6 separate regions of the Mus musculus genome follow, and regions 2, 3, 4, 5 and 6 are each linked to region 1. Evidence: chromatin loops called from intact Hi-C (ENCODE). Cell type or tissue: heart. All regions are shown on one strand. Region 1 has its middle 9.9 kb from the start of Csk. Region 2 overlaps 1700017B05Rik (RIKEN cDNA 1700017B05 gene). Region 3 holds the start of Ulk3 (unc-51-like kinase 3). Region 4 holds the start of Arid3b (AT rich interactive domain 3B (BRIGHT-like)). Region 5 overlaps Fam219b (family with sequence similarity 219, member B). Region 6 holds the start of Gm51707 (a long non-coding RNA gene).

Region 1 (5,000 bases):
TCTACTTGAACGCCAGCCAAATTCCCTGTGGGGGTGCCTGCCCTCTGCTGGTCCCTCTGGGTGTTTGTGCCCACTGCATCCTTAAAAGCTCTACTTTAGCTCACCAAGAAGGTAGGCTGAGGTGCAGAGTGGAAGGGCTTACGTTGCAGTGACACTTCCGGTCGTTTTCAGAGTTGGCACTGTGAACAAGTCCTTGGAAAGAGGCTGCACCTGCAACAGCAGGTTGAGTAGGATGTAAGGGTTTGAAATAAAAGGTTGGAGAGTGGTAGGCCCGGGGTGTAAGTACACTTTATCTCTGTTTTCTCGAGCCTTTCATTTGAATAGTCATTTACTGCCCACCTCCTTGTGTGGCCTAACATAACTATTAGGTAAGTCCTTTTGGAATGGTGAGCAGTGCCCTACCTTCCACCAATCCGAAAACTAAGAATGCCATCAGACAGCATCTGAGGCTGATAGCCGAGATGTCCCCAATTTGCTGTAACCGCCTACCTTTATGAACTCACCCATGATGTGAAAAGTGTTATGACTTTCTTAGTTCTATATTTAAAACTTCACAAAACTTACTGCCACAATGGACCATGGAGTTTGGGGGGAGCCTAAGTCTCCGTTCCTAGGCTGAAATAAATTCTTTCATATTTCCCTTGAGGAAAGAGGTCGTTTTTTACATTTTCTTCAAGATTTGCCCTCTTTTTAATTACATGTATGTGAGCATATCCACAGGTATATCCACCCAAGTGCAGTGCCCACCATAGAGGCCAGAAGTGTGGGAGGCCCGGGAATTGGCGCTGCAGACACCTGTGAGTCCCCTGCTGCAAGTGCTAGAAGTTGAAGTGGAGTCCTCAACAAACCCCTCTCAGTCACTCATCTCCAGCCCTGGTGTTTGCATTTGCTTGGCTTGTTTCTCACACCCACAGCTGATCCTGGGTTTGCTGGCAGCTCTTGCTGCTGGCAGAGAACTGCCGGACAGCGTACGACGCCCCAGTCTGGCACCAGTGCCCTGAGCTGCCTCTCAAAGGGCTCGGGTCAAACCACATTTTCCAAAGCAAGCTCAGAGAGGACTCTAAAGCCTCTTTCCTGCCCACCTTCCGGACCCTTCTCTGTTTCTCATCTGAGGGCCTGAGACGACAGGAGTCAGAACCTCCTACCCAATTTCCAACAGGCTAGGAGCACGAGTGGCTACCATATGATAAATGGGAGTGGGGTGGGCAGGCAGGAGGCAACCATCTCCTCCTACTCATGGCTCCTCTCTGCCAACCAAAACAGCTAGTGGGGGCTCTGGTTTCCACAGCTACCATCCGAGGCCTGTTGTGGGGCAGGAGAAAGCGCAGGTTTGCACAGTTCTGTCAATCAGCCTCACCATCCAAAGACAATCTAGATGCTCCCGTTTTATACGAAGGATCGTGATCAAATGATAATTTAAAAACCATGCAGCGCCCCGGCAGTGGTGGCGCACGCCTTTAGTCCCAGCTCTTGGGAGGCAGAGGCAGGCGAATTTCTGAGTTCGAGGCCAGCCTGGTCTGCAGAGTGAGTTCCAGGCCAGCCAGGGCTATACAGAGAAACCCTGTCTGGAAAAATCAAAACCAAAACAACAACAAAAACCATCTAGCACGCAGTAAGTGCTCAACAAAGTGCCCTTCTCACCTGTCCTCACTCAGAAAAATCCTGGGATTGCCAACAGTGCTGGTGCCAGGAGCCAGTATGGCAGTTGCCTTAGGATCAGAAGCAGCCCAAGGAAAGGAACCCAAGATGTCCTGCCACCCAGCACACCCATGTGCTGACCTGGCTGTGTCCCTTCAGGAAGGGGGACCCCCTGTAGATGGAAACGCCCTTCCAAAATGCCCTTCTAAAGCCACCCAGAGTCCTTGGCCGTGGTTTCTGGAAAGGCTTGTTCCCTCCATCCCGTGGAAGGATGATTAGTGCTTCAGAACTTTATGGAAAGGACTTTATCTTCTTCTCGGTCCAGGCTGGCTCTGGCCAGTACAGGCCCTGATGTTAGTCTAACCTGCGACGGCGTCTCTGCAGGCTCCTAACTGCCTAGCTTCCCAGAACGGCAAGCACTGTCTGACAGACTATCCCAGCGCTTGGTCTGGCACCTTGGGGCAGGGTCATGTGACTTTGCCCTTCCTGGGGCCTCTTCTCTTGTTCTTCCCTTTGTGGGTCTGAGCTTTGGACACCAGAGGGCGCTGTTGCCTCTCGGATCTGATGAGACTAGTGGCTGTCTCATTATCAGAGACAAACATAATTCTAAGAGAAATCAGGAGAAATGTGAGGGCAGCGTAACAATGGCGTAATTCTATCGTCTCCCCTTGAAGTGTAATCCCATCAGTTGAGAGGGTGAGGCAGGAGGATTGCCACAAATTTGCTAGCCAGAGCAAACTCTGATGTCTGGGGCTACAGAATCAGAGTCAGAGTCAAAACATTAATAATATTATCATTAATTGTGCTGGTATAATAATCACTTGCCTTGCTTTTAGTTTTGTTCACTTGTTGTGACAGGCTTATGTAGCCCAGGCTGGCCTCCTACTTACTATATGTAGCTGATAATAACTTTGAATCCTGTTCTTCCTACTTCTGTCTCCTTAGTGCTGGACTACAGGCATGTATATATATATTTTTTTAATAATAATTTATGAAGGAGATGAATGAGGTGGCACATGCCTTTGATTCCAGCATTTGGGAAGTAGAGGCCGGTAGATCTCCATGAATTCAAAAGCAACCTAATCTAAGTAGAGAGTTCCAGGACAGGCAGGGCTAGAGAGCCCTCATCTCAGCACAACAACAAATGTAAGGAAAGCCTAATGACACCCAGTTACTTGGGGTCTGAAGCAGAGCCAAGAGCTCAAGGCTTGCCTGGGCTACAGAATGACTCCAAAGCCACCCTGGGATGCTTAGTGAGATACTTTCACATTGAAAATACAGGGGCTTGAGAGATGGCTCAGTGGATAAGGATACTGGTTGAGAGATGGCTCAGTGGTTAAGGATACTAGTTGCTTTAAAGATACCATTATCTCTTCCAGAACCTGGGTTCAATTCCAAGTACCCACTTGGCAGCTCATAACCACCCAAAAGTTCCCTCTTTTGGCCTCCAAGGGCACTAGGCATGCAGGTGGTGGACAGACAGACAGACACGCAGGGAAAAGGCCTGTACACACACAAGCAATAAATTAAATTTTCAAAAATGTCCCGTGATGTAGCTAAATGGTGGATAGAGCACTTGCTTGTTCTGTGTGAGGAGCCTGGGCTCCATCCCGGGTACCAAGAACAAAAAGAGAAAGAGAGAATGTAGCACCTGCCACTGAGACGAGACCTCACCTCATCTTCTATAGCCCCAGTCCGTGGAGCGGGCTGCCCTGGGGTAGCTAGCGATCAGGATCTAAGTCACAACCAACAGAAAGCGACCTCTTCCAACATCAGCAAGAATTAAATAAATGCACTGCTCCTAAAAGAAACAGCAGCAGCCAGAGCCACACTGGAAAGGAGACAGGCGGCTAGGAAGAAGAGGCCTCCCGTGTGGTGTGAACAGGATGCGGGCCCTGGTCTCCTCCTTCTGCTGGGGAGAACAATCTCCAAGTCCTGGGGCACGGCTTCCCTTCCTTTTCGCATCCCCACTCTAGCTGTCTGGAAGCGAACAGCACAGGGAACCGACCAGCTGCTCCAGGCTGTGTTTCAGTCACGGGACATGGGACATCCGTTTCCCCTTCAATCTTTCACTCTGGCACAAGTGAAGCCCCCATCCCCAAGGCCCCCCGGGGGGGGGTGCAGGAGGATGGGGACAGAACAGTCCTTGCACCTGATCAGCAAGTTTGCCTTCTCTTTGACGGTGCCTCTCATTGCTAACTGGCCCCATGGAAGAATGGTGCTACGGAGTAAGAGGTGACAAACTACTAGCTTCTGCGAGCACAGCACTCAGGGCTGCCAGACAACAGGCTTGGGGAGGCAAACATGGCCTTAGGGGTCAGGGCGGACAGTTTCTGGGGGCTTGAGAGGCAGGTCTCCAACCACAACTGACCTTGACTAAAGAGAGAATTGAGTGGGGACCGCCAGCCCCAACAACTCCCGCCAAGTTATCCCCATGCCGGGAGGAAGCTCCTGGAGGGCAAGAGGGTAGTTATGGCTGGGCTCCAGGAAGTCGGACAGAAGGCAGGCAGGCGTGGAACTCCTCCTTGGATCCGGGGTCCTAAGACCTATGGCGGGCATGACAGCCAGAGAGCTCAAGGCGAGTTTGCTCACTAATTTTCAGGTGTGTGCTACTTGAGGCTTTGTGCCACCTGCCGATGGAGTCAGAAGGAAAAGAACCAGTCCCTGTCCTCGCTGGTTCCCTGCCACTCGGAGGAATCACTAAGCGGCTTAAGGATCGAAGGCAAAAGGCTTTTCCTTCCAGGCCTGCTGGAGCCTGTGAAGGTCCCTCCAGGCCTCAAGTCCCACTCCCAGGAAATATCCACAGTCCTACGCTTGTGGGGTTTACGGGCCCTTTACAGCTCCACCCCACCGTTGGCCAGACAGGGGACAGGTGTTGTCATGTGGGGTCTAGCAGGTACACCTTCTGAGAAGAAGGATTTGCATAGGATTTGCAAAAACTGGGCTGGAAGCAAGCTCCACCCTCACGCACCCTGCCCACCCAGTCAGATAGCCAAGCCCTTCCCTCAGTGGAGTTCCTCAGGACCTCTCTGCTCACCTTCCCGCCCTGAGCAAGCTAGCTCAACAAGCAGCTAAGAGGCTTCTTCTCATCAACAGGCAGAGCCTGGGGATTTCTGGGTGGGGTGAGTCCATCATAGAAAAAAAAAAAGGACACCCAGAAGCCTCAAGATAGTACGGAGGGGTGAGTACCAACATCATTGGGAGTGAGGGGGGGGGGAGCCCTAGCTCTGCTCAGTGCTGTGGAGAGTACTAACTGCTGGGGGGCTTGGAGGCTGGACAAATGAGGCTTTCTCAGCTCCTCAGCCATTGTGGCACTGTGGGCTCAACAACAAAAGCCCTGACCCCACCCTGCAGAGGCCAGC
Region 2 (5,000 bases), 400 kb after region 1:
AGACTTTGAGGCCGCCCCCCCCCCAGCCCCCCAGCCTTCTGGACCTCAGTGCAGTCTGCGGGCATCGATCCGTGGGGTTCCCAGTGCGAATCTCCTGACTTTTTTACACGTTTACGTGAGCTAAGGAAGGGCACCGTTGGGCAGTGGGGGGCATGTGTGCAGATTCGGGCCATGCATGTACGTGTAGGAACAGCTTTGCATGCGTGGCCCACGGCAGTCTGTGTGTCAGCCTGCCGGGGTGCACGTGCGTTGCAGAGGCGCGGAGAGAGAGGCTTGGGGACACCCGGAAGCCTGGTGTGGCGGTGGGGCGCCAGTTCCCTACTGAAGCCGGCTGGCTGTGAGCCACTGGCACGAGGGTCACGGGCGGGGCCGGGAGAGGGAAATTAGGAGCGGAGCATCCGGGGAGACCCTTTCTCTCAAACTGAGAAGTGTGGGCTGCTCCACGTTGAGTGAGTGCTCAGAACCTCAGCACGCAAAGTTTTTAGAAGACTGGTATCTGTTAGAGCGGAGAGAATACTGATGCGGGCCTCAACTTGGCTGGGATCGCGCTCTTCATGAGGCCCCAAGGATGTGACGTGGAAATGGACCCACGGAGTTGTCTGTCTCCCTCGTGGAAAAGCAGGAGTGTAGGCGCTTGACCCTGCCCTGGGTTCTGGCTGAGGTTAGAACTCCTCTAAGAACTGGCAGAACTTGGACATCTTCACGGTAGGATCACCTGTTGGCCCTACCTTCCCCAAGCGCCTTAGGCTACTTTGGTATCCGGAAACAAGGCACCTTCTTTTTGGCTACTCTCTCAGTGGGGGTGGCCTCTACCGAGGGAGCTTTCCATCCTACTGGCCGGGCATTACGTCACCGCCTCACCTTTCAGAGTCTTGGGTTGGCTTTTTGGCGCCCTCACTCCTCCTACAAAGACTCCTGAGGGTCCCAGGGGTCTGGTTCTCAGGAAGTCTCCAGGGCCAAAGGGCACGGGTTGGGCTGAGCCCTGGAGAGACGGACTCTTGAGAGGGGTGGTTAGAGCAGGTCCCAAGGAGCATTGGTGGAGGTGAGACCAAAGCCAGCCCTTAATTAACCCAGACCTCCCCAAGGATAGAGTGGGCTTGGTACCTTCTGAGCCATGTGAGTCTTGTGGTGCAGAGTCGGGTAGATCTCTTTCAAGGCCATTTTGGTCTGCATAGTGGGTTCCAGATGGAGAAACAGGGAGACCCAATGAGAAAATAAAATAAAGCAAAACCAACCATATAAGTATGGAGCAGTGCAGGATGGGGCCTTCCCTAGACCATATTACCACCCTTTACATTTTCTTGTCACCTTGCTGGTCTAGCTGAGCCCCTATAGTCATGACCACTGTTCAGAAAGGAGGAGAAAGGTGGTCCCTGCTTGCTGGTGACAGAAGTGTGTGACACTTTACCTGTGACCTACTTATAGGAATATTGATCCCATTTACCCTTTTCTAAGCCACTGGGAGTTTTAGGGGGTAGGAGTGCTCACTGGGGGAGGGAGAGGAGGGCCATTGATAACCCCAACTGAGAAACCTCAGAGGGAGCCACCCATAAGCCATTGGGGATGCCTGTTTCTTAACGAAAGTGCCTGTGATAACTGGACATTGGTCCTTACCCTTCTTTGGACTTCCCTCTGTGCTGTATTCTTTTCTTTCAAGTAGAACCTAGATTTATTAAGGAAACATGAGAAAGAAAGGAAGGAAGAAAAAGGGAGAGAGAAAGAAAGGAAGGAAGAAAGAAAGAGGGAGAGAAGAAGAAAGGAAAGAAGGAAATGGGAACAGCACCAGGGAGAGAGAGAGAGAGAGAGAGAGAGAGAGAGAGTGTGTGTGTGTGTGTGTGTGTGTTTCTCCCAGCACTTAGTCTGCCCATCACTAAAGCACTGTGGAAGTAGTTGCCAGCTAGGATTCTTGCCTTCCACCTCCCCTGGTGTACACACACATTTATCATGTTCACAAGGCTTGGCGATGACACTCCTTCCTTAAGCCAAGGACCTTCCTGTTGGCACCTCAGCGCCATCTGGTGGTCAGCTTTGACCCTGCTGCGAGCTGACCTTACTTGGTTACCCAGACACCTCTTAAGAGGGACTGCCCTGTCCAATCAAGACTAGTTTGGTTCTGGGGACCTGGCTTTGAGGTTCTGGATTTGGGTAAGACAAGCAGATCAATAAAGTGTTAGAAGAAACTAGAATTTGTAGGCAGTGCTGGGATTTCATGTCTTGGCAGGTTTATTTTTTGTTTTTGTTTTTGTTTTTTTTTTTAAGACCTGTGACATCTTGGAGTAGGAACTTCTTGTCCTATCCCTTTCATTAGTGACTTTGGGATAGATTCCTCTTTCCTAGGAAAGCCAAGGCAGCTGACACTCCAGCATTGCCCAGAACCCCAAGGCCCCTAGTACATGGTTCTTATGGTGGAGTGTAGACTTACCCTAGTACATGGTTCTTACGGTGGAGTGTAGACTTGTATGTACGGCCACAGCACACATACTTGTTCACTTGGGTTCTATACCTTAAAAACTACAGCTATAACTAGGTGGTGGTGAACGCCTCTAATCCCAGCACTCCGGAAGCAGAGGCAGATGGATCTTTTGCAAGTTTTTGAGGCCAGCCTTATATAGCTACAATAACAACAACAAACCTACAACCAGAAACAAAAAGTAGGGTCAGAAACCTGTGCAAGTGTCACTTCTGCACGGAGTCTCAGCTGAGTAATACTAAGAGCCAGGGTCTCGGATGACAACAAGTCAGAGTGGCCTGTGTTCTAACTATCTTGGCCTCTCCTCTCTTCCAGGTCAGCAAGTCAAGTAGCAGGGGTTCAGGAGAGCTTGACACCTTCATAGTAATGGCAGAGAAGCGGCCCCTAGGGCCTCTGGGGCCTATGATGTATGGCAAGCTGCCTCGCCTGGAGCCAGACCCAGGGCCAGGACACAGCCTGCCCCTTTCTGCTAGCAGCCAGGACTCCTGCAATTACAAAGGTGCATATTTCTCCTGCCCCATAGGGGGTACTTCGAAGGCAGGATCTGAGCGGTTGGCATCCTGGACCCCATATCCATCTTTGTACCCCACTGGTGTGGCAGGATCCCCACTCCGGGGTGACAACCTACTGACAAACTGCCTGCTCTACCGTCCCCCGACAGAAGGCTCTGAAAAGATACAAGACTCAAGTGAGCTGCTGCCCTTCGGTCCCCAGGCTCATGCGTACCCAGGCCCGCCCCTGGCCGCGCCCAAGCCTGTCTACCGCAACCCTTTGTGTTACGGACTCTCCACTTGCCTCGGAGATGGGGGAACAAAGAGATCATTGGATGGTGACTGGACCCTGGTGACAGGGCCCCTGCTGCCTTCTGCTGACCCACCCTGTCCTCTAGCTACAGCTCCTGGCAAGGGCCAGCCCCTGGATGGGACGTTCTTGCGAGGACTACCATCTGGGGGACCTGGCAAGGACTCTTCCCTGCCTTTTTCCCCGTGCCAGGCATTCTTGGAGAAGTATCGAACTATCCAAAGCACAGGTTTCCTGGCTTCCAAGTACACCAGTCCTTATCCTGGGGATGCAAAGCAAGCAATGTCTGAGGGGCCCTCCAGTCCTTGGACTCAACTTGCACAGCCCCTAGGGCCACCTTGCCAGGATGCAGTGGCAGCCCACTATCCACTGCCCCCACCGCCACAGGCCCTGCCTTGCCCTCCATCTTGTCATCCAGAAAAGCAGGGAAGCTATGGCTCGTTGCTCCCACTGCCACCTCTAGGAGCCCACAAGGGGGCTGCGTACCAAGCTGGGGGGCTGGGCAGCCCTTACCTGAGGCAACAGGCACCCCAGGCTCCGTACATGCCCCCTCTTGGGATAGACAGTTATTCCTACTCCTCTGCACCCCTCCCAGCACCATCACCAGGGCTCAAACTGGAGCCCCCTCTTGCTCCAAGGTGCCCACTGGACTTTGTTCCCCAAACTCTGGGTTTTCCTTATGCCAGGGATGACCTCTCTCTCTATGGGGCATCCCCGGGGCTTGGGGGAACACCGCCTTCCCATTCCCAGAACAGTGTGCAGCCTGTGCCACAGCCCGGTGCCTTCCAGCGAGCATGCCAGCCTTTGCCAGCCAGCCAACCCTGCTCTGAGCCTGTGAGACCTGCAGAGAAGCCAACTCCAGAAGCTCAAGAGAAGATGTGGCTGCCCAGCTGCAGGAAAGAGCAACTCCAGCCCAGGCCAAACGAGCGTCCTGGAGTGCCTATTGTTATCCGGGACAGTCCAGTTCCCCGCACCTCACCAGCACTGCACCCCTGTGCCAAGGAGCGGCAGTCTGTCCCACAGAAGGATGCCAGGCCTCCCAGCTCCCCACCAATGCCCGTGATTGACAACGTTTTTAGTCTGGCCCCTTACCGTGACTACCTGGATGTGCAGACACCAGAGCCCAGGGCTGAGCGGGACTCGGCTCCAGCCACCAGTAAGAGCCAAGACAAAGATTGCAAGGGGAACCTGCCTGCTCAGGATGGAGCCTCCAGGTCTCACTGCTCTCTTCGTGAGGAGGTGGCTCTGGACTTGAGTGTTAAAAAGACGATGGCAGAGGGTGTCCCTGTCAAGGTCCCCAGTCCTGAGGTGCATGAAAAGCCCGCTGAAGCTGTGGATGGGCCAGGTATAGAAAACACAGTGTCAGGTCTGCCTGGCCTAAAAAAGATGGTCACAGAAATCCCTGAAGTAACTGCAGAAGCCACACCAAGGACCAACTTCCATAGCTCTGTGGCCTTCATGTTCCGAAAATTCAAGATACTCCGTACTGCGCCCGTACCTGCAGCTATTGTCTCATCTCCCACTACCCCGGCTCCTGTCCCTGCGCCTGCCCCTGCACAGCCTGTACCCAACCCCCCGTCTGTGCCAGTGGGACTGCAGATCCTCACTCAGCCTTTGCCAGTGGCATGCTTCAACCTGGCCCTGCCTAGCCCACCAGCCATAGTGGCCTCCCCGGCCCCAGCCTCTGCTCCACCTCCATCACCAGCTCCTGCTCCTGCTCCAGCCTCGG
Region 3 (5,000 bases), 66 kb after region 1:
CAAACACCTGTCCACTGTTAAGTGTTCTCCTCAGCCGTCCAGACTGAGCCCTAACCCTAAGAACAGAGCTCACAGACTGATCCTGGATGCTGGTCACACATTGGCACTAGTTCCAGACTGAACCCCAACTCTAATTCAGACTTGATCCCTAGCTCCACCCACCACCCTGCAGGACAGAAAGTGTGGGCAGCCTGGGAATGGGTGCTACCTTTTGGCGCCGGGCTCAGCTCTACACCTCCTGATCTGTCACTAATGACTTAACAGAGCGACCCCTGGGAACCAGGCCGCTGAGGAAGCAGCACAGCCAGGAGCTCACTGTTCACCCACTCTAAATGAACTGCCACCCTGCTGTTCCAGACGCAGACCTGCCAGTTTCAGGTGGGGCTTCTCCAAAGAGCTCAGCAGGATGTTCTGCGGTTTCAGATCCAAGTGAGAGATGTTTCGTTCATGCAGGAACTGCAGGGCACTAGCTGAGGAGTCAGCCACCAGAAAATAAGTCAGAGCCTCTTTCCCACCTGCCTCTCCCCTCCCCAGGCCTCCACCTATCCCCGTACAGCTCTATTACTGCAGCGCTGTTCTGGCTGAGCTACAGAATATATAGAAGCAACAGACTCTGGCTACTTCTAAGAGTTCCCAAGTGCCTGTTCTCTGTACCCTTCATAAAACCACCCTCCCTTCAAGGAGCCTCCAGAAAAGCCCCAGCCCTTAAGGACGTTGCATTCTCCCTCACTAAAGCACTTGGGTTCCACCTACTGGGCCCTGGAAGATGCCACAAGGTTCTTACATCATGTTCTCCATGTGGAAGCCTGAATTCCCTACAGATGCTAGGGACACAACATGGCAGACTGCAAAGCATTGGGATAGGGGAGAAGAAGCCACGGGGTGTGTCACAAGCTTTTTACCCAACTGCTGCATGAAAACACGGGCCACCTTCTCAGGCAGGATCCTGCGGGTATGAATGAAGCGAGACAGGTCACCCCCTGCACAGAACTCCATGATGAGGTAGATATTGTCATTGTCCCACTGTGGTTGCAAGTAAAGAGAGAGAGCGTGAGTTCCAGGACAGCCAGGGCTATACAGAGAAACCCTGTCTTGAACCCCCCCCAAAAAAAGGGAGCGAGAGAGAGAGAGAGAGAGAGAGAGAGAGAGAGAGAGAGACAGCTTTAGGCGCTGTCCCTTCTCCAGCCGCCTTTGGAGGCACCCCTTCCTGGGCTCAGACCTGGAAGTCTTTCAGCTGCACGATATGGGGGTGCCGAATGCCCTTGAGGATCTCAATCTCAGTCAGGAGGTTTTCCACTGACGCCTTGTTGAGACTCTTCTTGGCCACGCATTTTATGGCTACCACTTCCCGAGTATCCTTCTGTGGTACAGAAAATTTGGGGTGTCTGTTTTGAAGGGGCCGACCCCATGGGCTGGAGTGGGCTCTGAGTCTGCAAACTTTCCCCTGTTTGGAGTCTGTCCACTCTCCATGGACCTCCAAGTTTCCCAGCTTCCACGTCTCAAATCAACGAGGCATCCGGATTCGGGAATCCCACCCCAGCAAGTGTTCTCCAACGCCGTGCTTCTAACCCACCGCATCACTTTCTAGAGGGGGGGCGGGGAGGGTTAGGGGGCGGGGGATGTCACTATTTAAAGAGCTATCCACTCTGCATTCTAACTGGTGCTGCCTCCTGGGAGTCTGACCCCAGACTCCTCCCAGCCCCTAAGGCAACTTCCGTGCAGAGCCGGTTCTTCAGCCACTGACACAGAGATTCCCTTAGGTCATCGCCCGCACCTCCAGACCAAACTGGCGTGGCTGTTTTTAAAACCTAAAAGGGGCGGTTAGCTCCAGCCTCCTCTACCAGCTTGGGCAGCCACTGTGGCCTTACTGCTCTCAAGGCGGTCGCCTTTCCTGCTCAGCTTGGCCCGTGACCCAGCCGGGCTTGCAGGGAGTTGGCTGGCACGGGAGTCGGGTGCCCGGCGCCGGGACACCTCCGGCACGACCCGCCCACACCCACCTTGGCGTAGGCCTTGTACACCGTGGCGTACGTGCCACTGCCCAGGCGCTCGGTAAGGATGAAACCGTCCAGCCGAGGGAGACCCCAGCTGGGCCCAGCCATCCCGCGCCCGCCGCCAGGTGCTTCCTGGTTCGGGGTGCAGGTTCCGGCCAGCAGAGAAGCTGGGGGCGCTCGAGGGGCGGCGAGGCGGGACTCCGCAGGGCCCCGGCGCTGCCCGCCGGAAGCGCGGCTCGACACCTCCCCTCCGAGGCTCCTCCCCGCCGGCAGCGGGCTGGGTGACACCCTCTGCCAAGGATTGCCAGGCAGGTTTCAGACACTGAGGCTTTAGTGGGTGTAGAGTTGTGTCGAGGACTGCGGACACGATCACATGGGAATGGCATCCTAGAGACCACCTACGTAGGGGGCGGGAGGAAGAGCCTGGCTCACTCCCTGCCCTTCAAGACCAGAAGCAGTGGATATGAAAATCCCAGGGCCCCACAGGGTGACGAGGGAGAACGGACTCCAGCAAGTTCTTCTCTGATCATCACACGTGCTCTGGCCCTTATTCATTCGTTTATTTGGTTTTGGAAGACAAGGTTTCTCTGAGTAGCCCTGGCTCTCCTGGAACTTACTTTGTAGAGCAGTCTGGCCTCGGAGTGCTGGGACTAACGGTATGTGCCACTATGCTTGGCGAAAAACAATTTAAATGCCTTTGGAAGAGACCAAGTTGCCATTGCCAGGGTCCTCGATTCTGCCTTTCAACTCTTTCCCTAGAGTTGAGTGGTCTGTCGTCCAGCACAGCTCAGCCACCAACAACCTTAACTGTCACCTCACCTATCTTAGTAGGCCCTTAGTCTGTACTTCAGTAGGCTATAGCCCTCCCAAGTCCACCATTGACATCAGGGCCAGTGCTGTCCGAAAATCTTTTTATTTAAGCACAAAAATTGAGACATGACATATACATCTGTACATGGAGGAAAATAATACCAGGAAGTTTACAAAACCCCGGTGGCTGACATTACCACTTGGTGGCTCTAGGGCTGACAGCATGAGGGTAGTCTCAGGAGGGCCCCAGTTCCCAGGGGCAGGAGACTGGCCAGCTTGGTGAGCTCTCGCAGTACTGACAAAACACAGGGTCCAGGTTTCCACAGCGGCTTCTTAGGTGCCACTGCAGTGACACACCCGTGGAGCCCCCAGGACAAGTAGAAAGGGACCTAGACTCCATTGTGGGAAGAACCCTCAGAAAGAAGGCTCGGCAGTCCTGCCTGCAGGACATAGTTCAGGACTGATTTCTTCCAAAAGACCCTAAGCGTTTTAAGAGGTGAGTATTGCTGAAGATAGGCAGGGGCCAAGCTAAGGCAGAGGGGCAGAGTCCCTTGGGAGGAGAGAAGCCAAAACAAGCAGACATCTACCCTCTCACAAGACTGGTAGAGGCTGGGCAGGACTTGACTTACTTGTCTTCGTCCCCTCCTCATCCCCCAAGTCTCAACCAACCCCACTTACTGTACATTCAGAAGTCTGAAGAGAGGCTAGGGAGGGCCCCCAGAGGGCACAAGGTGCTATCACACATGAGTCGTAGCAGGCACAGGGTCATGACTCGGTTGTGAAGAACACCAGGAGCTCACCGGAAGAGGACTTGGGAGACTTCTGTGCTCCCACCCAGAACACAGCTCACCTAGAGTAGAGCCACTGGGGGACTTAGGAAGCCCAAGCATGAAAGGCAAGGTTGTGGAGACCCAATACACATGGAGCCTGTAGAGGGAGGGAGTGAAGTACAGGGTGCCTGTGGAAAATCCCCAGTACAGTGAGCCCAGGTTGGCCCATGATCCCAAGCACATGAGTCCATTTGTTTTCAGGGAAAACAGTCCCATTGCTTCCAGACAAAATCAGACCAAGCCACCATTAGAAAAGGAAAGACAGCTTTGTTATTTTTTCTTTTCCCATGTGTTTTTTTTTTTTTTAAAGTCCTTGTCCCTTCCTCTCCTTCCCTCTTGTAGAGGAGAAAGCTGACTACTGAGGGAGGAGCAGGGACAAGACAAATCCCTGCCAGGTCTGTGCTGGTGTAGTCACTGCATAAGGCACCCGAGGAAAGTGCAGCTCAGAAGACAGTTGACAGAGAGGCCAGGGCTCAGGGAAGGAGAGTCGGGAAGCCTAATTCCCCTGAAAGGCTCCTCGGGCAGCAGATGAGGCAGCCCCGCGAAAGGTTCTGCTGCTGAAGATACCCTGGGAGAACTCTTCCTGGGCCTGCTGGAAGCTGGCTCCTGTTCGGCGGTAGAAGGCGTGTACCTAGGGAAGGAGGCTGGGGTGAGAAGAGCCCAGAGCAAACCTAGCCATCAGGGTATGGTGGCAGCCACTGGAGGGGTCAACCCTGCCTGGCTGCTTACCCATAGCCTTGGATGAGGTGCTGGGCCCCTGAGAGCTTCAGGAGCAAGGCATATTTAGATTTGTGCCTGCCCAGGAGAGATGGGCATTTTACTGGGGTTCGCTGTTGGCTCTGTCCTACTTACCCGCTGCAGGAGGAAGAGTGAAAGCCCAGCACAGAGGGTAAAGAAGCCAGCCACTACCATCATGATGATGGTCACAGCTAAGGGCCCATTTTTCATCGTAGATAGGGCTGCAAGCCAACCACTACAAAAGGAGAACGCAGAGGTGAGGTAAGATTGAGACTCAGAAGTCCCCAAGAGGAGCACTTCTCCCAAATGGCTGTGTCCTGACCACCACCTGGACATTTCCCAGCCGCACAGGGAGCCTTGTGGTTCAATGACCTTTCTCTGTGAGTGAACAGGCTGTGAGTGCTGACAGGCCCACACCGGCCCAGCATGAGCTCTCCTGAGGTCTCAGAGGTGGGGTCATGTCTTCCTGCCCAGTGAGGTTTGGAAAGGAGATACAGCAAGCCCCTTGCCAGGAGCAGCCCAAAGCTCAGTGCTGCTGACTGAGGGGGGGGACTGGGAAGACCGGGCTTTCACAGAGGACTCTGGCGAGAGGAGCACTGGCCAGCCTGTTGCCTCTACTCTGTCACCTCAG
Region 4 (5,000 bases), 180 kb before region 1:
TTTTGTGACTGACTTGTTTCACTCAACAAAATGTCTTTATTATATTGTAATAGTCTAATTCCAAGTTGATATATATATATATATATATATATATATATATCTCAATTCGGCATTCCTTTTTTTTTTTTTTTTTTTGCTAATCATAGATCTGATAACGTCCCCCAGGTGCATGGTAGCATGGTACAATTCTACCAGTTAGTTAGATGGGCTCCAAATCTGCTATCTTTCCTGACTCTCCCCTGACCTAGGCAACCAGAATACCAGCAAATCCTGGCAGCTTCACCTTCAAAATAGACCTGACCACTTCTCACCACCTCCAATGACATCTTTGACTTCAAGACCCCACCATCTTCCTTCAGGATTATTGCTTTTATTTTTCTCTCTCTAGCCTTATACTCTACTCTCTGTGCCACAGCGATAATTGTTCTTTTAGAGACTGAAATAAGATCAAGTGACCTTCTGGCTCAAAACTTTCCATTGGTGTTAGCAGAGACTGGCAAAATTGTTTTTATAGTCTACAGTAGTCTGCATGGTTGAGTCCCTGGCTACTTCCTTATGAACTCTCTCTACTATTTACCTCTCATTCAGCCATAAACGTTTGTTTGCTAAGAGTTTATGTTTCCTTGTTATTCTTAGTCTCTCCCTTCCTATTAACCTGTCAAATGTGTTCTTACCTCAGAGCATTCAAATATGCTGTCTCCTCTTCTCAAACATTCTTTCTTTAAATATCCACTAGATGTGGCTCACCCCTATCATGTCAGCCCCATTTCGGTTTAAGAGCTCCTTATCAATGAGTTCTTCTCCAGCATCTAAAAATAGAAGTTGCCTGACACCATTGTTTAATCTTTAGCCTGCTCTGTTCTGCATAGCACTTATCTGACACTATGTATTTTGCTTTCTCTCTCCAGAACCAGTAAAGATCACTGAAGGCAGGAAATGAGTTTTGTCTACTGATCAACAAATACTCAACTGAGGACCTGACCAGGGAAGTTGGTATTTTTGATTGCCTAATTTATAAAACGGAAAGACAGAATGGGAACACATCAGAGTAGATTTCTAGATTTCACGGTATTTTACATTTTCTGTACTTATATGGTAAGATGAGCAGGGGAAGTGGTGTGTGAATACAGAGTCAGAGATTCATAGAGATAGTGAGTAGAATAAACGTTGAAGCCACTGCTTAGAATTCATTTTAAATGGACAATTTGATCTCAATCTGTTCAACCAGATAATTTTCTATGACAAGATACAAGAATGAAAATTATGTAAGTCTCTTCAGGGGAACGTTAGGGTGGGATTGAAAGACTGGGGTTGGAATGATGTGCCATTAAATCCTGGATGAGAAAGAAGGAGAGGAGGTTAATATGCAAGAGATAAGGCAGCGGCTTTCAGCAGATTGGAGTTTCTGATAAAGTTGAGGAAGAGTTATGTTACATCTCTAGAGCAAGGAGGGAGGAAACAGTGCCCTCACACAAACTAAAAAAAGGTAATTAAAACCATATAAGCCGGGCGATGATGGCGCGCGCCTTTAATCCCAGCACTTGGGAGGCAGAGGCAGGCAGATTTCTGAGTTCGAGGCCAGCCTGGTTTACAAAGTGAGTTCCAGGACAGCCAGGGCTATACAGAGAAACCCTGTCTTGAAAAATCAAAAATAAATAAATAAATAAATAAATAAAATAAAACCATATAAAAGTCGGCTGCTGCAGCCATCTTCCAGTAATTGGCCAAAATGACGAACACAAAGGGAAAGAGGAGAGGCACCCAGTATAAATGTTCTCTAGGCCTTTTAGGAAACATGGCGTTGTTCCTTTGGCCACGTACATGCGAATCTACAAGAAGGGTGATATTGTAGACATTAAGGGAATGGGCACTGTTCAAAAAAGAATGCCCCATAAGTGCTACCATGGCAAACCCGGAAGAGTCTACAATGTCACCCAGCATGCTGTGGGCATCATTGTAAATAAGCAAGTTAAGGGCAAAATTCTGGCCAAGAGGATCAATGTGCGGATTGAGCACATCAAGCACTCGAAGAGCAGGGACAGCTTCCTGAAGCGGGTGAAGGAGAACGATCAGAAGAAGGAAGCCAAGGAGAAGGGCACCCGGGTGCAGCTGAAGCGCCAGCCTGCGTCAACCAGAGAAGCACACTTTGTGAGGACTAACGGAAACTGCTGGAGCCCATTCCATATGAATTCATGGCCTAGTGGACAAAAAAGAAATAAGGGACCAGGACTGCAACAAAACAAAACAAACAACAACAACAACAAACCATAAAAGTTTTCATCAGGAACTGAGATGGATTAGTGAGTTAAGAGCGTGGCGCCAAAGAATAAGGGTCTAAATTTGGATATCCAACGCCTCAGTAAAAAGCCAGGTGTGGTGCACACCTGCAATCCTAGCATTTCAGAAGTAAAGACAGGATTCCTGGAGCTTGATGGTCAACTACTTTTGCTAAATAGGTGAGCTACCTTCTAACAAGAAAGAAAAGAGGGGAAGGGAAGGAAGAAGGGAAGGGACAAGAAAAGCCAGTGGCAATAAGTTCTAGGTTTTGGCTGGGATTGTTTTAAGACCCAAAACTAAGCGAGCCATAGACTCTGGATCAAGGATGATGGTCAGTTGGGAGAAAGGTAAAACAAGGAGGTGCATGCATAAATTCACAGAAGTTCCCCAGAGTTAGGAGTCCCAGAAGACAAGGTTTTGTTGTTTTATTGTATAAGCGGTGCCAGGATTCAGCTTCTACCTTTGGAACCTGAAGAAAGAAAACATTAACCCCTGTGACGAGGTGAGGTTGGGGATGGATAGAGGTGGTGTTCCAGAACAGGAAAATTTCAATCCAAAAAGTGAAATTTAGAAAAAAACTAATAAAAGGCTGGAATGCTTCATTAAGACTAGCTGAAAGTTAGCACTCTTTATTCCTTTCTTTCACTTATTACAAACAATTCACAACCACGGCAGCCAGAAACCCGTGTGCTGTAGTCAGTCCTACTCTTTTCAACTCCCCGCGAAAGCACTCACACCGGAACTCCTCTGAGTCCGTGCTCTCCCATTGGCCGAAGCCTCCGCCCGCCTTAAATGGCTTCCGCCCACGGCTTCAACCAGAGGGCGGTCTCTAGGAGTCACTTCCGTCTCGCACTACCCACCCACCCCCACCTCGTTCCCTTTTTAGCTGCTTCCGGCCTCGGGCCCCGCCCCCCACCGTGGGGCCCCGCCCCTACCTGCCCCTCCCCCGCCCCGGGCTGACGGCCGGGCCCCGCAGCACAGCTTCCGGTGCGGGCCCCGCCCCGGCTGTGGCCCCCAGCTGCGGAGGAGTAGCAGGCTCAGCTGCTACGCTGGGGTCTGAGCGGCTGCCTCCTCCCTACCCGCGAGCCCGGAACGCTGCACATAGGTGAGCGGCGCGGGTCGTGGTTCTTTCTGCCGCGGCGGGAGAGGGGCTGTGGCAGGTGGAGGGGACCGAAATGGGAGCCGAGGCAGGTGTGTAGGGGAGACGCGGGCTAGTGAAGCCGGGGTCCGCTGAGAAAAAGTGAGAGCATCGGGAGGAGCCCCGTCCTCCCGGTGTCCAAAGGAGTGGTTTGAGATAAAGAGATGGGAAAGGTAAGGGACCCCCCCCCCCTTTTGGCAACCGCAGAGCGAGCTTAGATGGAGTAATTAGAGAAGAGCCGGGAGATTGGCAAAGGGGGCTTGGTGGAAGTAAAAGTGATAGGGCTCCATTGGGTGGGAGGTAAAGAATGGAAAGAGGGGTCGAAGAGGGTCGGGGACAGAGCTGGAAACGAAGGTAAGGGAAATGGTCACCAAGGCCGGGCTCAAGCGGCAAGCAGTCCGTTGCTCTCGGTTTGGAGGTCCGGGAAGTTTAAAAAACCCGAGCGAGGGATGGAGAGATGAAGTTAGATTTCGGAGACGTAAATTCTCTAGATGTTAGTAGTATTGTTTGAATCCTTGGCTGCTTAGGGATTGGGATGAGATGGACTCTTCGGGAGGATGTGCCAATTGAGTTGTAAAACGGAGTCATCTCTGTCTTAATAAAGACGCTATCGGACACCCCTCTCCCTTGCTGAGGAAAGCCTACCGAGAAGATGGTGCCAACCAGAAAAGAAGCAGTTGTACTATGACTGGCAGGAGTTGGTTGAAATATTCCAGTTGTGTTGTTTGACTTTAAAGATTATACGAATATTTCTAAATGACCAGTGAATTGCTTGCTCTTCTTTTGTGTGCGTTTTGTTTTGTCCCCAACGGGGTTTTTATTTTAAAGGAACAATTTTGCCAACTTTCAGGCTTCCCTACAGAATAAGAACTAAAGCAGAAAGAAAGTATTGCTGCAGGCATAACTTATACTTTCCAAACTGCCAGGAGGAGGGACAGGCAGTAAGGGGCCAATTGGAATTGGAATCTTTTATCCGCCTATGAAAGCTACAACCAAGTGCTTCTAAGAAACAAAATGAGATTTGTCTAGCATGGCTCTGGTTGGTTTTTGAACTCCCCGCCTCCCCAGCTTTAAAAATTATACTCTTTAAACGTGTAAAAATTTATATAAATCAAAGCCATTTTTTTTTCTTGTTAGAGATTAGTTCTCCCATGAATTTTTGAAGATGGTAAAAGGTTACATTTTCTTATCTTCCAACTCAATCCTAAAACACTGGGACAATGCAAATATCAAGTCCCAACCTGCACAGTGCCGCTTCCCCTTTCATGTGGCAAACAGAAATGCACACCCTGTTGCCAGTCCTCTTCACCCTAAAATTTGCTCTGAGGAAGACTTGTGGGAAACTATAACTTAAGTGAGGTGTGTTGAAGGGGGAACCTGGGAAGGTTAGAGGTGGAAGGGTGTGAAAGGGATTTGTGTTTGGAGACAGATTGGCAAGAATGCAGATAACCCTGCCCCCAGGGTACTTTGGGACTGGAAGCCTTTTCTTCACTGGACTCATAGAATAAATATAGTAGAAGTGAGTCAGAAAGAAAGAGGATGTGAGGAGATTTATTTGTGGTTTATAAAAAAAAAAAAAAGAAAC
Region 5 (5,000 bases), 110 kb after region 1:
ACACACACTTAAGTGTACCCCCCCCCCCCACATAAGATTAAAAAACCAAAGCTGGCTTTTAATCCCAGCACTTGGGAGGCAGAGGTAGGTGGATCTCTTAAATTTGAGGTCAGCCTGGTCTAAGTTTGAGTGAGTTCCAGGATAGCTAAGGTTACACAGAAAAACTGTATCAAACCAACCAAACCAAACCAAGCCACCCACTGCAGCACAGTACAGCTCACTACCAGGACTGCATTTATTATAACAGACTATGAAAGTGCAAGGCAAGAAAGAGGACTGAGGGGCAGTGTAAACAAACGTGGGGGAGGCACAGGCACTCCTGAGGAGGCTCAGACGCCCTCCTTCCCAGGGACAGCCTCCCGCAGAACACCCAGCCCTTGGAATTAAGGCAGTTAGGGTGTGAGCACCTCTGTGCCTTTATTGGTGTTATTTTTGTCTGTCCCCTAACAGCTGCCCATTTCTATCCCTCCTAGCTGGACACTACTGAGCTTTTTCCACAAGTAATGCTTTTCCACACGAGGCCACCTAGCTCGACAACTTTCCTTCCAGGGACAGTTCTAGCCAAGTACAACTACCCCAGAGAGTGTGGTTTCTTGGGCACTGCCCACCCCCAGGAGCTGCCAAATGTCCAGGCTACTCTGTTTTAACCAAACAGAAATAGAACTCCACACTTAAGTTCCACAAGCCCTTGTGGCCTCACTGAGCCCTACCACCAAGTCTTTCTCTACTCTGTACTATCTCTGTTCCCTCTGCACATGAGGACTCCACCTCTGCAGAGCCCTAGAAGCCTGGATATGGTCTGTGTTCCTTCCCTGCAGGCCATACATAAAGTGCTCAGAATGAGATCCTTGCACAGAGTTGCAGACTCCCACTGTAGAGCCCAGGCAGCATCTATGACCCAACCCAAGAACCAAGTAGATGTGCCTCTGGCTTCTGTCCCATCTTCCTTCTTGTGATGCTGCCAAGCAGTCGAGTAAAAAGCCCCTAGACATAGTATACTCTTTTCAGCCTTCCACAGCCTGAGAGCAACAACAAAACCCCCTGCTAGGCACTGGCAACAATCATGAGAACAGATTTGTGGCCAAGTAATAGGGAAAGCCTTATCTTTTGATCTTACCTTTTTTGCTACTACCTATGAAAGGACATAGCAGGCATATCATTTCTCCTAAGCCTCCAGTAATCACTGGACGGACAGTCACATGTGGTGCCCAACCCCTAACTCTGACTATTGCCGCCCCTTATGCTGGGAACCGTATCTACCCCAAGCCTCACCACACACCTGGGTAAGATAAAGCAAAGAGGCCAGGCAGTGGTGGCGCACGCCTTTAATCCCAGCACTTGGGAGGCAGGGGCAGGTGGATTTCTGAGTTCAAGGTCAGCCTGGTCTACAGAGTAAGTTCCAGGACAGCCAGGGGGCTACACAGAGAAACCCTGTCTCGAAAAACCAAAAAAAAAAAAAAAACCCCAAAGAGGAGGACCCGGGCAGAGGGGGACTGGGAAAACTAGATTCCAGGAAGAGGCTTAGTACTGAGTCTCAGGCTTGGGGCTTAGCTGTGTTCTCCCAGAGGCTTTTTTTTTTGTTTTGTTTTGTGCATCAGCCCTAGCCTTGCACAGGCTAGGCAAGTGCTCTACCAGCCTGTGAGCCCTGTGCTGGGGAGAGAAATGTGCCTTGTTAGAGGGAAGGCCTCCTTGCACTGCAGATTCATCAACTCAAGTGGGGTCCAGGAGCTGGCTTAAGTCTCCCCTTCCCATCCTGTCTAAACATTTCCATGTAGGCCAGAGTCACACAGCTACACCAGGACACCTCTCATCCATCAATACTTCTCAAAAGCTTACACAGCTAAACATAGGAAGGCACTAACTTCCCAGCAGCTCCCTCTGCTGGTAATAACAAAAACTGCAGATTCCTGCCAATCCAATTTTTACCTCAAAAAAAAAAAAAAAAGTCGGAGAAACTCTCCAATGCCAAGGAACTACAGATAAATAAACATATACAACAGAGCAGTTCTCTTGTAACAGGGGAAGGGCCAACAGAGTTACTAAGCCCATCCAGACAGCAGGGCCAGCAGAATGGTCCAAGTTCAGAGGTTCTGAAAGCCACAGGCCCACTCCATCATTAAGTTAGATTCCTTGCTGTAACCTAAGGAACAACCCACTTGGCGCTTCCCAGCTGTATTCTTTGAGATTCCTCCTGCAAGCCATAAAGTGCTGCTCTCTGCCTCTCACCATACCCCCAGCACAGCCTGAGTGAAGGAGTTCGTTCTTTCTTCTCCCTCCTCAGGAGGAGTCAGAATGTCTGTAAATGGTTTTCTTAGCAATCAGCATAAGAACCTCAGGAAGTTTCTCCTCCCTTATTAAAGTGGCTTCCTGAAACTGCCCCAGTGGGAACCTGCCGACTTCCACCTATCACCTATGACCCAGACGGGGGCCTCTGACATGAGAAGCACCAGGTGAGGGCTCCTGTAGGCCACTGGCCTCCCCAGAGGTCAATGCCTCCAGTGGTTCTAGGCTGGCGGTGATACCCAGTGCACTGAGTATCACTGTGAAGGGCCATTGGGGCCATCGGCCCATCCTGGAGGGCTATGGCTACTGGAGGGTACAGGAAGAATCCCCAAGGCAGCACCAGCAGCAAGAACACGCGGAAGAAGCAATAGGCTTAGGAGGAATGAGGTCCAGGTCCTCATCATCTGGAATCTCATCCAGGTGATATCCATCCTGCAGCAGCTGCCGGCTCACATCCTGGTTCACCTGCTAAAGGAAGAGGACAGAAGTGTAAAACAGGATGCGAGGCATACAGAGCTGCTGCCTAAAGGCAGGTCCCTGCTCTACCTAGCCCCAGGCCTCTGCACATCCTGCATTACAGAAGGACGGCCCTTTCTGTGCAGTGTCTTTCCAGCAGTGAGGAACTCCCCAGAGGCTCACTGAGAACCAGCCAGGCTTCTCTTTAAAAATCTGTCACCCAGATATCCATATCAAGATTGAAGAATATGGGGCTGTCCTCTGTGGTGGTACATGCCTTTGATCCCAGCACTTGGGAGACAGGCAGGCAGTTCTGAGTTCAAGGCCAGCCTGATCTACAGAGCGAGTTCCAGGACAGCCAGGGCTATGTAGAGAGGAAGGTTGGCAACAGAAAACTAGGCTTGAGTATTAGAGGTATATGTGGAACAGTAGAAAGTGGTAGGGGGACAGCATTGCTGCTAGTTCCTTCTGTGCTGGCAGGGCTAGGTTCCTGCAAAGCCAGCCTGCTTTCACCAGGGTGCTGGTAGGCAGGACATCAATGATGCTAGGACATTTTTAGACTTGTGATTCTTGACAGAATTTCCTTAGTTTTTGACAATCTTAATGTCTTAGACATATAAGGAGGGTACAATGTGCAAGCTGTTTTCTCCTTTGCAAAACTGAGATTAACCAATGATTCCTAGGAGAATAAAGACGAGCTACCCAGTGCGGCCATGTCCCTAACTGCAGCTCATTTGTACTTGTACTGGCACATGGTACCATGCCTGGCTGAGAATTTTCTGTCCCTTTGGTTCTCGCTGGGACAATCACTCTAGAAAGATGTCCTAAAGACCAGCCTAGGAGGTGTGCTCATACTATTGCCAGAGATGGAACTGAAGAAAGCAAGCTCAGTGGAAGATGGGTGGGGGAGGGTTGAATGCTGACTCAGAGAAAAAAAGGGAAGCCTTGAATTACCTTTCAACACTGGAAGGCAAACCTATGACCAGTGGGTCCAGGCTGCAAGAAACAGAAGACCTGGAAACTACCCAAAGAGGGCAGCAAGCAATGTTTCTTAGATGTAGTGAGTGACCAATCACAAGAAGCATTCCAGCACAGTTTATAGACACTTAGCCGGAACTTAGAAAGAGGATTCCAAGATTATGGACTTGACATCACTTCTAGCTCTGAGGATATATAGTCTCCTGAATTTCAACAGCCATCCTAAGATGCCTGTCTCTCTTTGCTTAGGGAAGAGGGAATAGTGGAAGACTAGGGAGCAAAGTGGAATCTAGCACCGTGCTGTGCACACAGCAGGCAGCACAAACATTTTGGCAGTGGTGGGTGGTGACCTGCCTGCAGCCTGACCCTGCACAGATAGGCGCTCTGGACTTGCCTCTGCAGAGGAATACCCGGAGGAATATCTGGATTCCAGCTCCCCATCACTAGGAGAAGAGGAAGACAATCAGTTCAGGGGACATCTCTGTGGCACAGCTGCAAATGGCGAGGGCATGCAAGGGGGTCTGAAGGACTTGTGAAGCAAAGACTGCACACCAGAGAACTCAAGCCCAGAGTCCCAGTGAGCACCAATGGCTCCCGCAGGTGATTCTCGCTAAAAGTGCAAGCCCAATAGGACAGGAACACTTCCAGCCATGCTATCCCTGGAAGGGACAGCAGTCAAAAGAGAGCAGCCCTGGAGTGTACATGAAGGGCCTCGGGGGAGAAAGGCAGCAGGCAAGGGCATCAAGCACTCTGCTGATCTATTCAAGTCACTGCTGACTATTTCCAAGGAAAGCACTCACCTGTCAGAGTCGAGGGACACCAGGTTTTCATCTGGACTCTGGCTAAGAGCAGTGTAGCCCTTGTTAAACTTCACTGACCTGAGATGGGGCGGGGAAGAAAGCAGAGGCATTTCACAGGGAAGGCCAGAGCCCTGATCCCTATGCAGAAAGAACTGAGTGGACTATTCCAGACTTTCCTTCTACCCGGTCACAGTCACCACGAACTGCTGTTCTATGCAGTTGGCTCCGGCTTCTCGGATTCTTTTCTGGCCCACTCTACTGCACTGAAAGCTCCTAGGAAAGGCCCACCTCCCCATTTCAGGAACCAGGTAAAAAGCTGCATCTTTCCACCTTAGCCTGGGGATCCCAGGCAAGTCACATTTGAGTTTCAGCTATAAACAGCTGTGTGAGGTCTTATTCAGCTCTAAGAGGGTACCATTCTGCCTTTAAAAAACAAACAAAAAAAACTCCAAAAATACTGCACGGGCTCTCCATCTTCACTCC
Region 6 (5,000 bases), 170 kb after region 1:
TAAAGGGCACGTTTGTCTATGACCTCAAGAGAGAACAGTACAAAATACCCATGTCCAGCGAGCAGGTACAGTACTGTTCACTCTCGGAGAAGGCGATCAAGTGTGAAGGGGAGATGCTGAAAGAATCTGTGTGCTTGGGAAATAGTTTCACAGTGTTGCAAGGGTTTGCACTGTGGACGTTGGGCAATGTGAAACCTGGTGGGACCTGTAAGAGGCCTGACTGAGGAGAAGACTGTTGCCAGGTCTTCCCCTTGTTCAAGCTTGGGCTGCGGTATCTCCCATGCACACACTCCTCCCTCCAAGATCGTGTTCAGCAAGACATACCTACAGATATAAACAAAGAAGAAAAGACCAAGACATACACAGGATTCTAATGCAAACATGGTACTGAGCAGTAAGTCAGAGATAGAGGTGAGCAAGGAGGTTGGTCCTGTCCAACAACAAGCTGGCCTGTCCCGCCTTCGAATCAGGGACTGGTGATCGCCACTGTAATCAGGTGCTGGATCTGAACTGGTCCTTAACAACCACAGTCAGAACAAGGAGCACTGCCGATGCTAACTCGGGGGATAAAGCTTCTTCCTTTAGCCTCCATTTCTTTTTCAGGGAACTGTGCCATTGAGGACCTGCAAGAGGGAAAAGATCAGTCAGTGGCTGCCCATGATGCAGTCCCACTGTGTCAGGAAAATTTAACATTAAACACACATATTCATGTACACGACATGTTCCTTTACAGATCCACTTTCTGACACTTACCAATGTGTCAGGGCCACAATCTCCTTTGTCTGAGACTGGCCTTGTGATTAAGAAGGGAGGAGGCATTAAGACCAAACAGAGGCAGCCAGCTAATCCAGGGAGGTGTGCAGAGAAAGCAAGACTAATAATGTGTTGAAGGATGAGAGAGGATCAGCCGGCCTGAGCAGAAGCACGCATGCATGAGTCCTAAGCAAAATCGAAATACAGAAGCGTCTTAGTTTGCTTTCTGCTGCTGTGATAAACACCATGACGGAAAGTAATTTGGGGAGGAAAGGGTTATTTTAGATCACACTTTGTAGTCAAGGAAGTCAGGAAAGAAACTTGGAGACAGGGTCCAGAGTCAGAGGCCATGCAGGAGTAATTGCTTACTGGCTTGTGCTCCCTGCTCAGTTTGCTTTCTTAGACACCCAGGACAACCTGCCCAGGGACAGGGCTGCTCATAGGGGGCTGGGCCCTTCCACATCAATTATCAATTAGAAAATAGCCCATAAACTTGCCTACAGGCAAATCTTAAGGAGGTGTTTTCTTGCTTGAGGTTTCCTCTTCCAAGAGGGCTCCAGCTTGTGTCAAATTGACACAACCAACCAACCAACAAACAAAAAACCCACAACCAAACAAAACCAAACAATCAGCAGGAAAGGACACTAAAACAATCACAATAACACAACAACAAACACACACACACACTCACACAAGCCATGCTGTCCCCAAGGGCAGTGGTCATAGAGTACTCTCTTGGCTCCTACCTGGAGGGTCCAGAGGAAGTAACACCTGCTTATGATGGTATCTACACACCAGTCCTAAAAGAAAAGTGAGAGGTGGGCTGGCAAGGTGGCTCCATGGGCAAGGGTGGCCACTGGCAAGCCTGCTGACCTGAGTGTGATCCCCGGAACCCACGGTGGAAGGAGAGAACGGTCACCCGCAAGTTGTCCCCTGACCTCTTCATGTGTCCTGTGGCACGCTCACCCCTCAAATAAATAAATAAATAAATAAATAAATGTAAACATATTTTTAAAGATGAAAGTCAGACTTACTGGGCAGAGGGAGTGGGTGTAGGTCTGCTAAGGACTCCGAGGACCTGGTAGAGCATCATGGGCAGGTTGGAAGAGGACATCAGGCTGAGAACGGGGCATAGAGTGCGGCTGAAAGTGGTCAGTGGTCAGGCAGGTGGGAACAGAATGTATCTTGTGGTTTTGACATCTAGGGGTCAGGCTGGTGGCCAAGGTCAGAGCTTACAAACGTTAGACTATGGTGTTTAGAGGGCATTCTACCTTTCTGTGAGGTTGGTAGGAATAGGCTCGGAGAGACTCTGCTAGCTGCAGGATTCCTGTTCTAACTGGGTTATGAGCAGCAGTCTGGGCTCTGAATTCCATGACCAGAGTTACTGGCTGGGCTGCAGAACACGATGGTGATTAGGGTTGGTTGTGTGTAAGCCTGCGAGCTGCCTAGTGCACTTCTGATTAAAGGCGAAGTCGAAGCAACTTGATGGTGGAGAATTAGCTCTGCAAGTAGCGATTGCTTAGCTTGCATGCCCCCTAGTGGTCGACTATGGGAACTGCTAGTAGGGGGAACAAGGTGGATGTTGAATAAAGTAGGAGGTAAGCTTGTTCTTGTTTTCTATATTCCTGCTGTTCATAGATCACTCTCTCTCTCTTTTATTAAATGAAAGAAGTCTTACTGGGTAAGGCAAGTGCTAGGCTAACTAAGTCACATTCCCAGCCTCCTTTTCTTTCTCTGTTTTCATTTTGAGACATGGTCTCATACATAGGCCAGGTTGGCCTTAGATGTGCAATCTTCCTGCAGCTGAGATTATTGGTGTCTGCCATTGCATCCTGCAGCTGGGATTATAGGTGTCTGCCATTGCATCCAGGTCTGTTTATTCCGAGTTCCCCTCCTTCTTTCTTCAGTGCTAGACACAGAGCACTGGACGGTGCCCGTGCTGGACAAGTCCCATGCCACCAAGCTTCATCCCTCAGCCCTTTTATTATTTTTCTGATTTGTCTTCTTTTGCCCAACTTGATTTTGTGATCTATCTTCATTTTGTGTCTGTTGATTGTTTAATTCTATTGTTCAATAATATATGATTCTTTATTATTATCATTTATTATTATTATTCACAAATAGGACTTTTTGTCGCTATTAACGGTCTGGATTTTAAACAGATTCTTGGTCTGGTGGGTCATATCCATCAGCTCGTTGAACGTCAGCACCTGTCTCGTCTCCAGTTGTTTTCCTGGAACTGCCGCCTTCACCATGTAGCTCCATGAGCTTGCCCAATTCAAACCTGGGTTTCTTCAGCATTTTTACTTTTCTAAGACGTCATGGAGAAGATAAATGGACTGGCAAGCCTTTTCTATGTCTTTCCCAATGCTGTCTGGAATCGGTTTATTAAGTACTTCCTTCAAGTCATTAGTCGGCACTTCTCCGGTCACGATTTCCATCTTCTTCCAGATCTGGCAGACTTGCTGGTGCTGCACATAGGATGTCTTGCGTATCTGGTTGTTGGTGTTTGTTAGTGAAGCCAACCCAGAAAAGTCGGAGCAAATACCCATCGGTCCTCCTGACAGCATCATGAGCTTCAGTCGTGGTCTGACACTTTTGGACCATGGAACACATTTTGTCCCGGGTGAGATCCATGTCAGAGAACTTCTCAGTTTTTGCCCTGAACGTCCTCAGTAATTAGCTTGAACTTTCAGAATGTAACTTCATCATTCTGTAGATCGGCAAGGTTCACTTCAAACACACGGCCCTTGAAGCCATCAGATGCCATTTTGGTTCCTTGAGTCCGTGTGACTAGTGTTTTCCCGATGTCTCTAATATTGAACATTGCTGGAACTTTCTTTTTTTTTTTTTTTTTTTTTTTTTTTTTAAATTAGCACTAACACGTTTATTTACTAACCAAAGGAATGATCCTGGGTAAACCAAGTTTGACATGAAGGTCCATGTAAAGTGTTTGTGATAAAGAGAACTCAACAGTCATGAAAAATAAAACCAAAGAAGTGAAGCTGTTTGTTGCATTTGACCGCTCACTGAATTGAGCATATTCACTCTGGCAGCTAACTCCTGTCCAGGATGACGAGGAAGCCCTCATTGCACCTTCTCGTAGACCCGAGTGCAGGTGGCATTGTTCATGACACACTCCACGATCATCTTCGCATCCTTCAGTTTTCTTGTTATCGTGCTCTCCTTCCCGTCCCATTGCTGGTGCTGGACCAGGGCACCGTCTTGGAAGGTACACAGACCGTCTCAGTTTTTCTGCCATCAGCTGTCGTTTCATCAAACTTCTCTCCCAGGTTACAAGAGAACACGGTCGTCTTCACTGTGCTCTCGGTTTTGACCGTGATGTTGTTGCCATCACACGTAATGATACAGTCTGGCTTGGCCATGGCAGCCATCTTCCTAAGAGCCAGTCCTACTCCTAGCTCTTTCATGTACTCCTCAAAGCCGTGGCTTTCCATCAGGCGCCACTTCCCTTCGAGATCCTTAAGGCTGGCCATGGCGGGAGGGAGAGCACAAAAGCAGCAGAGATGCGGTGGCGAGGGCGCTCTGCTGGAACTTTCACATCATACCAGCCTCTCTTAGACAACGGATCAATCGTGTTCTTTTTAGCTCCCTTCTTGCCCCCTTTCGTCAGGTGATTGTTCTTGGTGACCACTATGGAGAGCCGAAGGGGCAGAAGTACCTTTTTTATTATGTTTTTTTTTTTCCCCCTAGAAAATACTTTATTTGTTTTCATTGTCAGACAAGGTCTTGCTATGTAGCCTAACCTAGCCTGGAACTTGTGATCCTCCTGCCCCAGCTTCCTGAGTACAGATGTGAATTTATTAGACATTTCAGAACTTCTTAGACATCGGCTCTGCGGTCACAGCAAACGAGGTGCAATCTCAATGGCGGAGGATAGTCTGGGGGTTCACAATGATTTTTTTCTTCCTGAAGTTTTTCCTTTTCCTAAATTTCATGTTGATTTTGGGCCATGATTCTGTCTTTTCAATGACTGTGGCTTCAACTCGTTAAAGCTCCTTTCGGAGGAGTGGCTTGCCCAGGAGTGTGAAGTTGTCTGCCCCAACCAGCAGGACCTTCCCCAGCCGAATCCTCTCTTCACACTTGATATCCAACTCATTTTCAATTAGAATCAGGTCCTCTGCGGTCACCTTCCATTGGTGGCTGGCAAAGTGCACGACAGCAAAGAGCCAGCCATACTGGCCTGTGGCGATCAGCTCATTCACCTTCTTCACAACCTCCGCATG

Evidence for each region. A loop is a pair of places that touch in the nucleus more often than their neighbours do. Peaks named below come from ENCODE experiments on the same cell type or tissue, not always from the same donor. Only the 100,000 strongest peaks of a DNase experiment are listed, where the experiment ranks them.
Region 2: it touches region 1 in a loop (1.9-fold over the local background); 2 of 42 quality-filtered maps call a loop at or near these places.
Region 3: it touches region 1 in a loop (4-fold over the local background); 13 of 42 quality-filtered maps call a loop at or near these places.
Region 4: it touches region 1 in a loop (2.4-fold over the local background); 3 of 42 quality-filtered maps call a loop at or near these places.
Region 5: a loop joins it to region 1, with 7 times the contacts of the local background. A loop is called at or near these places in 28 of 42 quality-filtered maps.
Region 6: a loop joins it to region 1, with 9 times the contacts of the local background. A loop is called at or near these places in 8 of 42 quality-filtered maps.

What each region holds. Positions count from the first base shown.
Region 1 is chr9:57,653,096-57,658,095 of GRCm38, reverse strand. It overlaps a transcript of Csk not described here. Among named protein-coding and RNA genes, the nearest start is that of Csk, 9.9 kb to the right of the region's middle. In heart, CTCF peaks have their summits at 48 (motif pointing left) and 2,156 (motif pointing right); DNase peaks (open chromatin) are centred at 945 and 2,145; H3K4me3 peaks cover 427 bases; H3K27ac peaks cover 487 bases; H3K27me3 peaks cover 2,055 bases.
Region 2 is chr9:57,256,926-57,261,925 of GRCm38, reverse strand. It overlaps 1700017B05Rik (RIKEN cDNA 1700017B05 gene), which reads left to right. Exons shown (of 3, transcript NM_028820.2): 2 at 2,786-5,000. The coding sequence starts at 2,837. Among named protein-coding and RNA genes, the nearest start is that of 1700017B05Rik, 3.2 kb to the left of the region's middle. In heart, a CTCF peak has its summit at 2,028 (motif pointing left); DNase peaks (open chromatin) are centred at 305, 875 and 2,015; H3K4me3 peaks cover 1,800 bases; H3K27ac peaks cover 1,501 bases.
Region 3 is chr9:57,586,684-57,591,683 of GRCm38, reverse strand. Scamp2 (secretory carrier membrane protein 2) reads right to left here. Exons shown (of 9, transcript NM_022813.3): 8 at 4,484-4,604; 9 at 2,886-4,262. The coding sequence ends at 4,128. Ulk3 (unc-51-like kinase 3) reads right to left here and starts at 2,232. Exons shown (of 16, transcript NM_027895.1): 1 at 1,998-2,232; 2 at 1,220-1,360; 3 at 903-1,023; 4 at 366-470. The coding sequence starts at 2,099. In heart, CTCF peaks have their summits at 754 (motif pointing left) and 2,142; a DNase peak (open chromatin) is centred at 2,173; H3K4me3 peaks cover 1,974 bases; H3K27ac peaks cover 1,813 bases.
Region 4 is chr9:57,835,064-57,840,063 of GRCm38, reverse strand. Arid3b (AT rich interactive domain 3B (BRIGHT-like)) reads left to right here and starts at 3,285. Exons shown (of 9, transcript NM_001379353.1): 1 at 3,285-3,382. It also overlaps the pseudogene Gm7547. In heart, a CTCF peak has its summit at 3,086; a DNase peak (open chromatin) is centred at 3,093; H3K4me3 peaks cover 3,007 bases; H3K27ac peaks cover 3,760 bases.
Region 5 is chr9:57,538,406-57,543,405 of GRCm38, reverse strand. It overlaps Fam219b (family with sequence similarity 219, member B), which reads right to left. Exons shown (of 5, transcript NM_001166364.1): 3 at 4,518-4,595; 4 at 4,112-4,160; 5 at 219-2,751. The coding sequence ends at 2,587. Among named protein-coding and RNA genes, the nearest start is that of Fam219b, 3.4 kb to the right of the region's middle. In heart, a CTCF peak has its summit at 1,883 (motif pointing left); no DNase peak of the experiment used is centred here; H3K4me3 peaks cover 830 bases; H3K27ac peaks cover 304 bases.
Region 6 is chr9:57,483,213-57,488,212 of GRCm38, reverse strand. Gm51707 (a long non-coding RNA gene) reads right to left here and starts at 2,578. Exons shown (of 4, transcript XR_003948331.1): 1 at 1,788-2,578; 2 at 1,500-1,553; 3 at 754-939; 4 at 1-623. It also overlaps the pseudogene D9Wsu149, the pseudogene Gm6166 and the pseudogene Gm18103. In heart, a CTCF peak has its summit at 2,293 (motif pointing left); a DNase peak (open chromatin) is centred at 2,182; H3K27ac peaks cover 296 bases; H3K27me3 peaks cover 224 bases.